Regions from separate parts of the Homo sapiens genome. Here regions 1, 2 and 4 are each linked to region 3. Evidence: chromatin contacts called from ENCODE Hi-C or POLR2A ChIA-PET data. All regions are on one chromosome and are shown on one strand. Each heading gives the region's core, a stretch centred on a gene start or an enhancer-like site at or near the end of the contact. The rest is flanking DNA. Distances are from core to core; before and after follow the strand shown. Region 1 holds the start of BCAS4 (breast carcinoma amplified sequence 4). Region 2 overlaps BCAS4 (breast carcinoma amplified sequence 4). Region 3 holds the start of ZNF217 (zinc finger protein 217). Region 4 holds the start of NFATC2 (nuclear factor of activated T cells 2).

Region 1 (3,321 bases), core at 821-3,320, 2.8 Mb before region 3:
TATGTTTCTGAGATTTATCCACCAGGAGAAGTTTGCTGTGCTCAGGTCAATTTGGTGATCTGAGGCCAGTCCTGGGCTCTTTGTGGGAGATGCCTAGCCAGCAGGCAAGGGCAAGGGTCTGAGACCGGCTCCCAGGGGATGGCGAGGAGGGCTCAGAGCATCAGGGAAATCATGACAATGACGAATGGCCGAGTGTGGGCTCAGTGAGTTCCTATAAAACCCTTAAGCACTTGAGGCCCAAGTCTTTGCCAAGAATTTTCCAGAAAATGACTGGCCTGAAGGCCTGGATATTTGGATAGGGAGAAATTAGCAGTGGACAGATTTGGAAGTGGGAATTGTGCAGTGATGGACTACACAAAAGGCAGGTCAAACATGTGTTGTTTAGGCCCCTACCTAGGGTGGCCAACTACAATATAAATTCAGATTTAATGGAGAGGAAGGTGTGGGACGTCCTATATATTTATTTGCACCCTTGATACCAGCCCCTCCTTTTTAAAAAACAACAACAACAACAAAAGACAGAGTTTCACTGTGTCACACAGGCTGGAGTGCAGTGGTGCGATCATAACTCGCGGTAGCCTTGAACTCCTGGCCTCAAACAATCCTCCTGCATCTGCCTCTCCAGTAGCTAGGACTACAGTTGTGCCCCACCACATCCTGCAATTTTAATTTTTTTTTTTCTTTTAGAGAGATGGAGTCTCCTTATGTTTGCCCAAGCAGCTCAGCCTTTTTTTTTTTTTTTTTTTGTGAGGCGATTTAACATTTAAAGAAAAGTCAGCAGGCAGGGGGCGCTGGCCCACGCCTGTAATCCTAGCACTTTGGGAGGCCGAGGCAGGTGGCTCACCTGAGGTCAGGAGTTCGAGAGCAGCCTGGCCAACATGGCGAAACCCCGTCTCTACTAAAAAATACAAAAATTAGAATTAGTCGGGCGTGGTGACAGGCGCCTGTAATCCCAGCTACTCGGGAGGCTGAGGGAGGGGGAGAATTGCTTGAACCCGGAATGTGGAAGTTACAGTGAGCCGAAATCGCACCACTGCACTCCAGCCTGGGCGACAGAGCGAGACTCCGTCTCCAAAAAAAAAAAATTAATTAATTAAAAATAAAAATAAGTCATCAAACGAAAAATCAAAACTTCAGACTTGTCTTATACCTATTTGCCTTTTAGTACTTTCCTCATTAGCACTGTTGGGGTGGGAGATGAGGCGCACCTCGCTCTCTTCAGCCCCAAGGCTTGTAAAGGGTCTATCTAGGCCGGCCTCCGAGGGCATGGAGGGAGTGGGTGCGGTTGTGAAATGTAGTGCGCTCAATAGTTTCCTGGTGAAGTTTATTTTAAAATCCGCACCGAAGAGGAAGACGAGGACCGTCACACTCGGCCTTCCCTAAATTCCAGGACCCTCCGCCCGATGCAAACTAGATGCTTTAGTAGGATGGGAACGGGTGGGGGGCGGGCGGCTTTGGGCTTCCTCTAAGCTAGCGCCTCTCTAACCCGGACGCCCGTTAGAATCACCCGGGGAGTTTTAGAAACTACCGATGCCCAAGCCCCACTCCGAAGGATTCCAACTTAATCGGCCTGGTGCGAGGCCTGGCTTCCGGGCTTTTAAAAGCTTCCCGGGGATTCTATTTTACGGCCGGGTCCGGGGCCGGGAGCCTGTACTCTACCGGGATTCCGATGGGGAGGGGTGGCTTGCCCCAATAGTTCTCAAATTTAGCTTTGGGTCAACAATCTGGTTGGAACCACCTAACAAACATCAAAAGATCCTGATGCCCAGGTCTTAACCCAGAGACGGTGTGGTCCAGGCTTGGGAAATTCTAAAAGAGCTCCAGGTGACTGCCATCTGCAAGCGAGTTTGCAAAGCACTGATGCCCAGGTGCTGCGGGGGCGGGCGCAGCGCGCGCCGCTCGCCACTGGGTGGCGCTGCCCGCTCGGCCCGGCGCTCCTGGAGCTGCGAGCCGCGACCGCCGGGAGCGCACCTGCCCCGCCTCCGCCAGGCGGTCCGCGGGGCATGCAGCGGACCGGGGGCGGGGCTCCGAGGCCCGGGCGCAACCACGGGCTCCCAGGCAGCCTCCGCCAGCCGGACCCCGTCGCCCTCCTGATGCTGCTCGTGGACGCTGATCAGCCGGAGCCCATGCGCAGCGGGGCGCGCGAGCTCGCGCTCTTCCTGACCCCCGAGCCTGGGGCCGAGGTAGGGGACGGGGCTGTGGAGTTGGAGGAGAGGGTTCTCGCGGTTAGGGGTCCGGGCTCCGGACCCTCGGCTTCCCCGGAGCATCCTCTCGCTCCCGGAGTGGGGGGCCCGGGGATTCCCCCCTTCCTGAAGGGTGGCTGCGGGGCGCCACGCAGAGATGTGCAGCGGGTCGTCCCTGCTCGCTCCTCCGGGCGACACCGGGCCCCGGAGGCCCAGGCTCGCTTTCCCTCCCCACCCGGGTCCCCCAGCATCCGCCGGGTCCTCAGGCGCCGCCCTTTGCCAGGCCGGCCCTGGGAGAGGCGGACCCCGGGACCTCTGCTGCCCCGGCTACCTCCGAGCGGTGCCCGGGCCGAGCGGCGCCTCAGGCTGCGGCTGTGCGGGCCGCGCTGCGCTGCTGCAGCTCGGAGCGAAAACACCACGCCTCTGTCTGCGCTTTCTATTTTAAAAGCACCAAGTGAAAAGCAGATCTAAAACGAGACCCTCTACCTTCCGGCTGGAGGCATCTGTCGACGCTGTTGTGAAAAAGTTATTTGTCTGAGTTCACTAGGAGTTATTTACGGTCAGAAATTCAACCCATTCTCTTTTTAAACCACAAAAGCAGTACAGGAGTATTTAACATAAAGGCTATGCACCCCTTTCTCTTTTCTCTCCCACCCCAATTCTAGTTTTCTTAGAAAACCAGCATTAACTGTTTGGTATAAATCATTCCGGACATTTAAAATGCATTTACAAATGTAGATATCTGTATCTGCCTAGGCAGAGTATTGGCTCATGCCAGTGGTCCCAGCATTCTGGGAGGCTGAGGCAGGAGGATTGCTTGGGATGGGGATAGGGGACGGGGAAGAGTGAGGCTGCAGTGAGGCTTGATCATGCCACTGCACTCCAGCCTGGGCGACAGAGTGAGACATTTAAAAAAAAATCTATCTCGCCAGGCCTGGTGGCTCACGCTTGTAATCCCAGCACTACTGGGAGGCCGAGACGGGTGGATCACCTGAGGTCAGGAGCTCGAGACCAGCCTGACCAACATGGTGAAACCCCGTCTCTACTAAAAATACAAAAATTAGCCGGGTGTGTAATCCCAGCTACTTGGGAGGCTGAGGCAGGAGGATCGCTTGAACCTGGGAGGCGGAGGCTGCAG
Region 2 (3,234 bases), core at 119-2,618, 2.8 Mb before region 3:
GAGTCTCACCATGTTGCCCAGACTGGTCTCGAATTCCTGGACTTAAGTGATCTTCCTGCCTCGGCCTCCCAAAATGTTGGGATTACAGGCATAAGCCACTGCTCCCGGCCATGGACCCTTTACATAACATAAAAAATTCAAGTTTCCCTTGTCAGAGTCCCTTTCCCAACTCCTCCTGCCCAGGGCTAAGTAAGCCCTGTTAATAGGGTTTCCAAAGAAACTATGGGATGCCCGGTTGAATTTGAATTTCAGATAAACAACAAATTTTTTAAGTATAAGCACATCTCTTAACTATTAGCAGTCTGGCACATATCATTCCAGGCCTTTCTCTGTGAAGACATGTACTTTTTTTTGAGACGGAGTCTCGCTCTGTTGCCCAGGCTAGAGTGCAGTGGTGCAATCTTGGCTCACTGCAGCCTCCGCCTCCTAGGTTCAAGCGATTCTCCTGCCTCAGCCTCGGAGTAGCTGTGACTACAGGCACACGCCACCATGCCCGGCTAATTTTTGTATTTTGAGTAGAGACGGGGTTCTGCCATGTTGGTCAGGCTGGTCTCAAACTCCTGACCTCAGGTGATCCGCCCGCCTCACACATTTTTTTTGGTATGGTTTGTATCTGACACCGTCTGCAGCTTGCTTTTCCTCTCCGGGGTATCACCGGGGCCACTGTGTTTATTAGAGCAGGCTGTGAGGTTGTGGACTCCATCTGGATTAGGATCCTTGCCCCGCTGTTTGTTAACTGTGTGATCTTGAGCAGGTTACCCCACCTCTCTGAGCCTCCGTGTCCTCATCTGTACAACGTGGAGGATACGGGTAGCTTTGTTATTTCCTGTATTTGTTGATCTTGTCTCTTTTGAAAGCTGCATAGAATGGAGAGGCCGTGGTGGCTTTAACCAGTCCTCCGTGATGGGCGCCAGGACTGCTGCCTGTTTATTGCTCTTTCAAAGGAGGCAGTGGAAGGGGGTCGAGCAGGAACCGGGCACATAATCCTAAGACTTAGTTTGCTTTAAAAAAAAAAAAAAAATGAAGGGTGTTTGTCTCCCTGGAAACCACTTGCTAATCTCCAGGATATCGTCTCTTTTTCAGGCGAAGGAGGTGGAGGAGACCATCGAGGGCATGCTCCTCAGGCTGGAAGAGTTTTGCAGCCTGGCTGACCTGGTGAGTGGCTGCCTGGAAGGCGTGGGTTTAGGCCCAGGCCAGACTTCAGGCCCTTGCTGGAGTTTTCTGCGGAAGCCATTTTGGTGGTGAGTTAGCAACCAGGAGGAATGGGGCAGCGGCCAGCGCTGAGAGGAAAGCCACGTGCAAACACTCCCTCCTCTCTCTCTCTCTCGCTCTCTCTCTCTCACTCAACCCCAAGTGCTTCCTGAGGCGGCCATCTTGATCTCGTCCTTCCCTCGAGATGGTTTTTATTCCGCAGAGGAGCCAGGAGTGGACCACAAGGTGGCACTCTCGGGCACCGATGCAGGGAGCCGTTCAGCGGGGACGCTAGACTATATTTAACTTTCCTCAGCTCTGCACCGTCCCCTGTGCAAACATGGAGACAGCCAGGAAATGGCTTCAGGCCTGCGAGGCCTAGGAGGAGCCTCTTGCCCAGGCCACAGCCCGTGGTGGAGTTGGGCATCGAGTTCCTTCCTGAATCCTTCTGTTCTCTCTGCTTTTACCTCCTACTCTGTCTGGTTGGCCCAAATCTACTAGCCTGGCTGAGGAGGAAGATGGAAGACAATGGCCCAGAAGACAAAGCCTCCCACGCCAGAGTCTCTAGAAATCGCCTCTAGAGGCTGGGTGCAGTGGCTCACACCTGTAATCCCAGCACTTTGGGAGGCCAAAGCGGGCAGATCACTTGAGGTCAGGAGTTCAAGACCAGCCTGACCAACATGGTGAAACCCTGCCTCTACCAAAAATACAAAAATTAGCCGGGTGTGGTGGCAGGCGCCTGTAATCTTAGCTACTCAGGAGGCTGAGGCAGGAGAATTGCTTGAACCCGGAAGGTGGAGGTTGCAGTGAGCTGAGATTGCGCCACTGCACTCCAGCCTGGGTGATAGATCAAGATTGTGTCTCAAAAAAAAAAGAAAAGAAAAAGAAATTGCTTCTAGATCCCAGTGTTCCTAGGATTGCTGCCAGCCAGGTGTGGAGCCCCCAGGAGTGCTGATAGAATTTTCTAGAAGCTCCCAAGCTTATTAGAGGCAAACCAGTAACCTGGGCTTGAGGTGTCTGCCTGGAGGCCCAAAGGGTAGAGCTCCATATTGTGACCAGGCCCTGTGTCTCCCCAGAGTGGAGGAAGCCTGGCCACCTGGGCCCAGTGGTGTGCGTTTATGTCCCTGAGAAGCACCGTGTCCGGACCCTGAGAGTGTTTGTGAGAACCCAAGGGAGTAACAGTAACAGCAGCCCCAGATGTTCATTGAACGCCTTTCTTTGTGCCCGGCACAAAGCCACCCTAGACAGCAGGCACTGAGTCATCCCTACCTATTCAGCGGACCTCGGCCCAGCCTCTAGGGTCACAGCAGAAATCCCAAGAGGACCTATATGGTTTCTTCTCTTGAGTCAATTTTTACGTTCAGATGTGGGTCCAGGTGGGAGCTAGGTAACAAGACAGGCTTTTAACAGCCTGGATTGTCCTTTCTTTACCACCACGCATTGGACTCTTTCTTTCTCTTTCTGTCTTTGTCTTTCTGTCTTTCCGTCTTTCTGTCTTTCCGTCTTTCCCTCCGTCCCTCCCTTCCTTCCTTCCTTTCTTCCTTCCTTTCGAGATAGAGTCTCGCTCTGTCCCCCAGGCTGGAGTGCCGTGATGCAATCTCGGCTCACTGCAACCTCTGCCTCCCGGGTTCAAGTGATTCTCCTGCCTCAGCCTCCTGAGTAGCTGGGATTACAAGCATGCACCACCATGCCTGGCTAATTTTTGTATTTTTAGTAGAGACAGCATGTTGACCAGGCTGGTCTTGAACTGCTGGCCTTAAGTGATCCTCCCGCCTCGGCCTCCCAAAGTGCTGGGATTGATTATAGGCGTGAGCCACCATGCCCGGCTGCATTGGGCACTTTCTCATGAATGGGCCCCGTCATAAACTTGAGTATGCAAAGAGAGTTCAGTCCATCTCCATTCCCATCAAGCCCCAGTGTATGTGGGGAGACTGATTTGGGTATCAGTTGGTGCCGTCCCATGCTACAGTGCTGTTGTCAAGGTAAGGTCAAGGTGTGAAGGGATTCCAGAGCCAGGGGTGCTAAGTCCTGCCTAGGAAATTG
Region 3 (3,327 bases), core at 68-2,567:
CCCGCCCAAGAAAGCGCCTTCCCGTCTTCGGTGGCCCTACCCAGAATCCCAAAATGTGGGTTCCAACCCGGGCCCTGAACATCTTCTCAAACTCCCGGGACCCAGGTTCCGGCGCGCGCCCCGCGTGCCGGGTCTTGCCCCTCGGGCGGGACCGCCCAGGCAGCCCCAAATCCAGCCTCCCGGGCCCCCAGCAGCGCCCTCCGCCTCTCCACCATCCCGTCCGGCTCGCAGTCGGGGCCAAATCGAGAGACAAGAGGGCTGTGCCTGAAACTGAGCGGTTTCACCACTCGGCACCTCCTGGCAGAAACTTCCCTTAAAAAAAAAAAAAAAGAAAAGAAAAAAAAAAGCAGCAGCACTTTTGGGCTAGCATTTCAATCCTTCCTGCCCTTTAGAGTTCCCAGTTCTGCTTCCAGCTGGCTTTGGGTGTTCCACTAGAATTGAGTTGTAAAGATATTCTTTAAGTGTTTATAGAACATTAAGACTTAAAAAAATCTTTAAAATTAGAGGAGGGAAAAAAAAAGCCACCTTATCGCACACATCCAGGAAACGCAGCCCCGTGCATCCCTGTTCAGGGATGAGCAGGCGCCCCAAGACTCCCGGGGACAGATTTTTGGGCACCCGAGGGAGTCACGGGGCGCGCGTCGGGGTCCGCGGCGAGGCCCAGCCCCTCCCGCGGTCCCTTAGAGGCGCCCTCCGCCCGGCCCGAGTGGACCGTCCCGGCCATTGTTTACGGGGGGATGCCCGTCCGGACGCATTGTTTTGGCCGCTTCCAACTTGCCCCGGCCCTTCCCCGGGCATCGCGGGGGGACCCTACGCCGACGTTCCCCCTCCGCCCGCGCCCCAAGGGCCAACTGGGCAAATTGGGAGACCCGCCCCGCGGGGCGACCCAACTTTTCGGAACAGCCCCCCACCGCCCACCCCCGCAGACCCCCGCTCCCGGCGGAGATTCAGGGAACCCCGCACCCCAAGCCCCTCTGAATCGTGCGGCGTGAGTGTGACGGCCAAGAGCGGATGCAGCCCGGGATCGCCCGCACCTTCCCGCGGGCGGAAGCGCAGGAGCCGGCTGGGGAGGGGGCGCCCTAGAGGAGCGGATAGAAAGCTGAGACGGGGAACTGAGGTCATCCTGGGGGGGGACAAGACAACGAGAGCCGGGCGCCTCGGGGGCGGCGCGGGAGCCTCCGCAGGACCGGGCGGGCGCCCCGGCTGGCGCGGGCGGGGGGCGCGCCCCCTTTACCTGCGGCTCCGGCTCCTCGGCCATTTCCTCGCGCGGCGGCGGCCGGGACTGAGCTGACACCACTCGGGCCGGCCGGGTTTGAATGAGGAGGAGCGGGCGCGGAGGGGAGGGGGCGGGGAGGGCGGAGGGAGGGAGGGAGGCGTCGCGGAGTTTCTCTCAGCCTTTTGTGCGGACACCTCCCGGATTCCGCGCCCGCACCCGGCCCCCCAAAAGACACGGGGAGCCGCGGGCGAGGGGTGCAGCCATCCGCCGAGGAGCCTAGTGCCTTCGCGCCTCCAAGACCCCCCCCCAACAAAAAAGGAGCGTCCCCCACCCCCACCCCCGCCCGGAGAATATAGGGGCCGGGCTCACCTCGGGCGCGGGGCTAAGGTGAGCGGGGCGGGGGTGCGCACGGGGGCAAAGGCGCGGGCGCCCCCTACTCGTCCGCGCGGGGACAGTGCAGGCGCGGGGGGTCCCTAGAGCCGCCGGGGCGCGGCGCGTCCGGCGCTGGGGGACTGTTGGGTCAGAAAGTGTTCAGGGAGCAGCTGTTGCGCCCTCCCTCGGCCCCGCCGCTCGGAGACGCCCCGCCCCCTGCCTTCACCGGCCGCCCCGCCCCCTGCCTTCACCGGCCGCCCGGCCACGCCCCACACCGCCCCGGCCCCGCCCCAGCGCCCACGTGACTAGCATAGGCGCGCCCCTGCTCCGCCCCCCGCCGCCGACTCCGCCTCCGGGACGGGAGCGAGCGGCGAGCGCGCGCACTCCCAGTTCTCGCTCGGCGACTCCCGCGCACGCGCGCGCCGTGCCACCCTCCCCGCGCCCCCCGCCCCGCACCCCTCCTCCCGCCATCCGGCTTAACGTGGCGGGCGCGCGCCGCGGCGGTAGCCGTGACAGGTACCCGGGGAGGCCGGAGGGAGGGGGCCGCGAGGGTGTGCGCAGGCGCAGATCCGGCCCTGTCCCCGCCGCCCCCTCCTCTGCAAGGTGTGCGCGGGCGAGGGGAGGGGCCCGCGGCCCGAACCCCTGGGTCACCCCGAATTACAAACAAAAACCTTAACGCCGTTGCTCGCGGGTTAGAAGGCAGCTGTGCGCGAAAAACACCAAAGATTTTCTTCAAGCTTGAGGAAGGTCGAGAAGATAAACAGTTTTTAAATGAGTATCTTCAGAAAGCTATTTAATTGTTGTGATTTTTTTTTTTCTGAAAGGGCTGGGCTTGCGCTATTCTAACTTGAGATTTCTAAACTTAGCCTAGGTTCCAAGAATCTACTTGGTTTTGATAGAAATCCATTTGGAGGAAACCGGGGACAAAAAAAGGGACAAAAAAAAAAAAAAAAAAACCGCTACCCTTTCCCCTCCTCCCTACGCACAACTCATTTAAAGCGTTTCCCAAATGTTTTCTTTCCTTACTGAAAAAAAGGACAAAAAAAAGATCCTGATTCCTAAGGCCTGTGATATTTCCCCATTTTAAATAAGCTTCGAGGAACCATAGACATAACAAGCACATCCACAATTTTTCTACCCCAAAATGCAAACTAATGCAAATGTGAAATGGATCTATGCAAGTCGCTACTAACAAAATAGCCAAATATTTGTGTTTTTACCGGCCTTCAGCATATCCAAAATGAAAAAACTTTAAAACACATCAAGAAAAGCATTTAAAATATCTATTTCCTAAATCAAAAGAAAGAACGCACTACAGAAACGATCCGGAGCTGGTGAGCAATGCAATCTTAATAAATAGGAAAAGGAATTTGAGAAGACAGCTCAGCAAAGGGGAAGAATTTGCCAAGTGTCATGTTTTGCTGTCATTTTATATATAACTACTAACCCCACATATGGTCTGGTTAGTCTTTTTTAAAAAGGAAGCGAATCAATTACTCACAATTAATTAGCAGTGCCAGTAGATTCTTAGGCCAGCACTAAAAAACTAAATTGGGTGAATTTTTTTTCACTCAAGTCCACTGATATTGATCACTTTTAGTATTAGGATTCCTTTTCTGACAAAGGATGAATACCTATCTTTAAAATATATTTTTTAAACTTATTGTCACATTCTAAAACACAGTCCAAAAACACTTCATAAACAAGAAACTTCATTTAACTTTATGAAAACAAATGAC
Region 4 (3,011 bases), core at 268-2,767, 2.1 Mb before region 3:
AAGCCTCCTTGACAGGCTTCCTCCACGAGCCAGTCAGCACAAGCCCTTCCTACACACTAGATGGAGGCAAGCCCAGAGTGCGTCTGGAAGCTACTAACAGGCCTGCCACTGAGCCTTCAACAAGCATTGGCTGGGCTGGGCTGGGCTGTCAAAATCAGGAAGCCTGGTTGGGTTTTTTGTTTTTTCCAAGACAACCTGCTAACCAGAAATACACAGTGAGGTTGGGCGTGTGGCCGCTTCCCCCTCCTCCTCCTCCTCCCTCTAACGAATGCTCCTGTTAAACACGTGAAGTGACAGATAAGCATTGGGCCCAGCCCGGGGAAGTCCCCAGCCCCCAGCAACTGAGGGCAGTTGGAGGCACAGAGTGACAAAGTTCAGGCAGAAAGAGCCTGTGTCCTTCTGAATCCATGCTGCAGCTGCCCCTCACCCTACCCCATCCCACCACATCCATTAGGACTAAGCGTAGAAGATCACTTAATATAGCTCAGACCAATCCTCTTGTGAGTGGTAAGTGATGGGTTCAGCAGCAGAACCCAGGGAGGAAATGGGCCGGCCTTATAATACCAAAGGTTTTAACCCTCTCCAGCATCAGACAGACAACCTCTTCCTCAGTTTCAACACAAAGTCCCCGTCAACCACTGCTCACAGGAGGTGATGGGAGCTGCGTGGCCTCACTTCAGTGCCTGGAGGGAAGGAGCGGCCTCCTACCCTTGATAACTGGGTTCAGCTGCACCCCCCTTCCTTCTTTTTTTGGCAACTCCTCCCTGCTAACTCCATTCTTCGCTTCCTCACCTCCTCCCTCCAAAGGCACAGAAATCATGTCCCTTGCCCTTTGACAGCCCAGTCCCAGGCAAGAGGCCAGCAGACAGCACCCGCCCCCCAGCCTTGGGACCTGCCTGCCACCTTTTGTTTTGCTGAGAGTGACCCTCAGGGAGCAGTCATGAGCAACCAGAAACTGGTGCCCCTAAGGGGCAAGAGGGAGCCGACCGCCCCCTAAGGGTGGCAGGGGCCACTGACGCCTCCCCTCCCTGGCACCTGGGTAGGGGCACCCTCCCTCCAGGCCCCTTAGGAAGGGGGACGGCTGGAGCCAAGAGGACTCCTGTGCCCAGTCCCCAGGCCTGAGCCCCTGGCGGGCTCAGGGGCCAGGCCAGGGGTAGCCTCCACCGACCTTCGTTCGGATTCAAATACTCATAGTCGAAGAGGATGGAGAAGTCAAGCTCGTCTTGGGGGCTGCCCCCAGGCTCGTGGCCTGGGGCGTCCCCGCCGTCGGGTTGGGGCTGCCGCTCGGGGGCGTTCATGGCGCGCAGGGCGGGAAGGCTGCGGGGCCGGGGGCGAGGGCGGGCGCGGCTGGCTCTGGGACCCCTCGCAGTGGGGCTGGCGGAGGCGGCTCGAGCGGCGGGGTCCCTTTCCTCGTAGGGACGCACGCCGGGTCCGGGGACGGCGCGCCTGGCGCAGCGGGTCCTGGACGCGCCCGGGGAAGCTGAGCGGCGGCGGCGACGGCGGCGCGAGCTTCCTGCTCCGGAGGCACCTGTTGCAGCCCGGGGAGGCGGGGGGGGGGGGGGCGTGGAGGCGGGGACAGGGCGGCCAGGCCGGCGGGGGCGGGGCCGCCACCAGGGGACCGGAGGGGAGGGGCGCGCGGCCTGGGCTGGCCGGTGCCGGGAGGAAGGAGGCTGTCCGCGGACCTGACCACACTGTCCCGGGCCACCGCTGGGCGCTGGGGCGGCCGCTGTCTCCCACCCTCCACGGGTGAGTGCGACACGCGCTGCGCGAACCAGGGTCTAGACAAGAAAGCTGCCGCCACTAGGACTTTTGCCCTAAGGGACCCACTGGCCCCACACTTTTTCCTGCTTTTCTTCTCCATGGGGTGGAAGGGGGTATCCACCCCCTTCTATTGCAGACCCGTGTCTCCAGGCGTCTCCGTGTGCCCACGGGGGCGGCATGATTTTCACAGTACTTCAGACACCTGCATGGCCCTGAACTCAACTCCCCAGCGCCTAGGAAGGAATCGGACTGACAGCACTAGTCCCCCCCGTTACAGCTATGCCTCCTGGCCACCTACCACGTGCCAGGTGCTGGGCACCCAGCCGGAGCCAGACACTGTTGCCCTCGGAAGCTCAGGCTCTGGTAGTGGGAGAGGCCTGAAGGAGAGAAACAGGACAAAAAGCATCTGCTTATGGGGCCAGGAGAGAACTCACCAGGGTATGGGATAAAGGTTGGGGTGGCTTTAGTCCCTTGGGTGGTCAAGGAGGACCTCTCTGAGGAGGTGACATTTGAAGAAACCTGATTGATGAGGCGATCTTGGGGAAGTGTGTTCTGGCAGTGAGAACCAAAACACAGAGCCAGAGCTCGAAGGGGCTGGGTGTGCTGGAGGGAGAACGAGGAGTACAGTTCTGATGGGGCGGTTGGCAAGTGACAAACACGCCTGGCTGCTTGTTTAAAGCATGATTCCCAGGCCCCTCCCTGGAGCTTCTGATTCCATAAGTCTGAATACAGACTCGTGAATGTGTATTTTTAATTAAGCACCCAACGTGAGCATTAATGAACAGGTACATTTGGCAAACACTGCATAAGGACCCAGTAACTAAAGAACACCCTCCAATAAAACTCTGCCAGGGGGCTCCACCAACTTAGCTGAAGTTGGAAACAGACTCACAGAGGTAGAAAAGATCAAAACAGTGGTCTTCAACCCTTCCCACATATTAGAATCACCTGGGACACCTTTTTAAACTCCCGTGCTGGGCTGCAATCCAAACCCACTGAAGCAGAATTCCTAATTTTTTTTTTTTTTTTTTTTTTTTTTTTTGGAGACGGAGTCTCGCTCTGTCGCCCAGGCTGGAGTGCAGTGGCGCGATCTTGGCTCATTGCAAGCTCTGCCTTCTGGGTTCACGCCATTCTCCTGCCTCAGCCTCCCGAGTAGCTGGGACTACAGGCGCCAGCCACCATGCCTGGCTACTTTTTTGTATTTTTAGTAGAGATGGGGTTTCACTGTGTTAGCCAGGAAGGTCTTGATC

Evidence for each region. A loop is a pair of places that touch in the nucleus more often than their neighbours do. ChIA-PET counts read pairs that join two places held with the same protein, here RNA polymerase II (POLR2A). Pooled maps may share reads with other maps.
Region 1: a map with no recorded cell type shows a loop between it and region 3 (7-fold over the local background). The contact joins the promoter of BCAS4 here to the promoter of ZNF217 in region 3. A Hi-C loop is called at or near these places in 2 of 37 single-sample maps with no recorded cell type and 3 of 50 pooled maps. POLR2A ChIA-PET finds 5 or more read pairs at or near these places in 1 of 52 experiments (activated B cell).
Region 2: a loop to region 3 is called in a map with no recorded cell type, with 6 times the contacts of the local background. The contact joins the enhancer-like site here to the promoter of ZNF217 in region 3. A Hi-C loop is called at or near these places in 3 of 37 single-sample maps with no recorded cell type and 2 of 50 pooled maps. POLR2A ChIA-PET finds 5 or more read pairs at or near these places in 1 of 52 experiments (activated B cell).
Region 4: a pooled map shows a loop between it and region 3 (5-fold over the local background). The contact joins the promoter of NFATC2 here to the promoter of ZNF217 in region 3. A Hi-C loop is called at or near these places in 5 of 50 pooled maps. POLR2A ChIA-PET finds 5 or more read pairs at or near these places in 2 of 52 experiments (BJ and activated CD8-positive, alpha-beta memory T cell).

Annotation. Positions count from the first base shown.
Region 1 is chr20:50,792,991-50,796,311 of GRCh38, forward strand. BCAS4 (breast carcinoma amplified sequence 4) reads left to right here and starts at 2,071. Exons shown (of 5, transcript NM_198799.4): 1 at 2,071-2,183. The coding sequence starts at 2,094. RefSeq lists a silencer at 1,804-2,623.
Region 2 is chr20:50,817,128-50,820,361 of GRCh38, forward strand. It overlaps BCAS4 (breast carcinoma amplified sequence 4), which reads left to right. Exons shown (of 5, transcript NM_198799.4): 2 at 1,084-1,155. Among named protein-coding and RNA genes, the nearest start is that of BCAS4, 24 kb to the left of the region's middle. RefSeq lists enhancers at 1,599-1,648, 1,659-1,708, 2,196-2,245, 3,229-3,234. Within about 2 kb of position 1,369, at least 22 of the 41 ENCODE cell types and tissues checked have a DNase peak (open chromatin) inside an H3K27ac peak, as active enhancers do.
Region 3 is chr20:53,592,522-53,595,848 of GRCh38, forward strand. ZNF217 (zinc finger protein 217) reads right to left here and starts at 1,318. Exons shown (of 6, transcript NM_006526.3): 1 at 1,235-1,318. RefSeq lists silencers at 29-268, 689-838, 1,329-1,408, 1,499-2,338.
Region 4 is chr20:51,541,202-51,544,212 of GRCh38, forward strand. It overlaps NFATC2 (nuclear factor of activated T cells 2), which reads right to left and starts at 1,518. Exons shown (of 11, transcript NM_012340.5): 1 at 1,169-1,518. The coding sequence starts at 1,298. RefSeq lists an enhancer at 1-488 and silencers at 1,253-1,362, 1,373-1,532.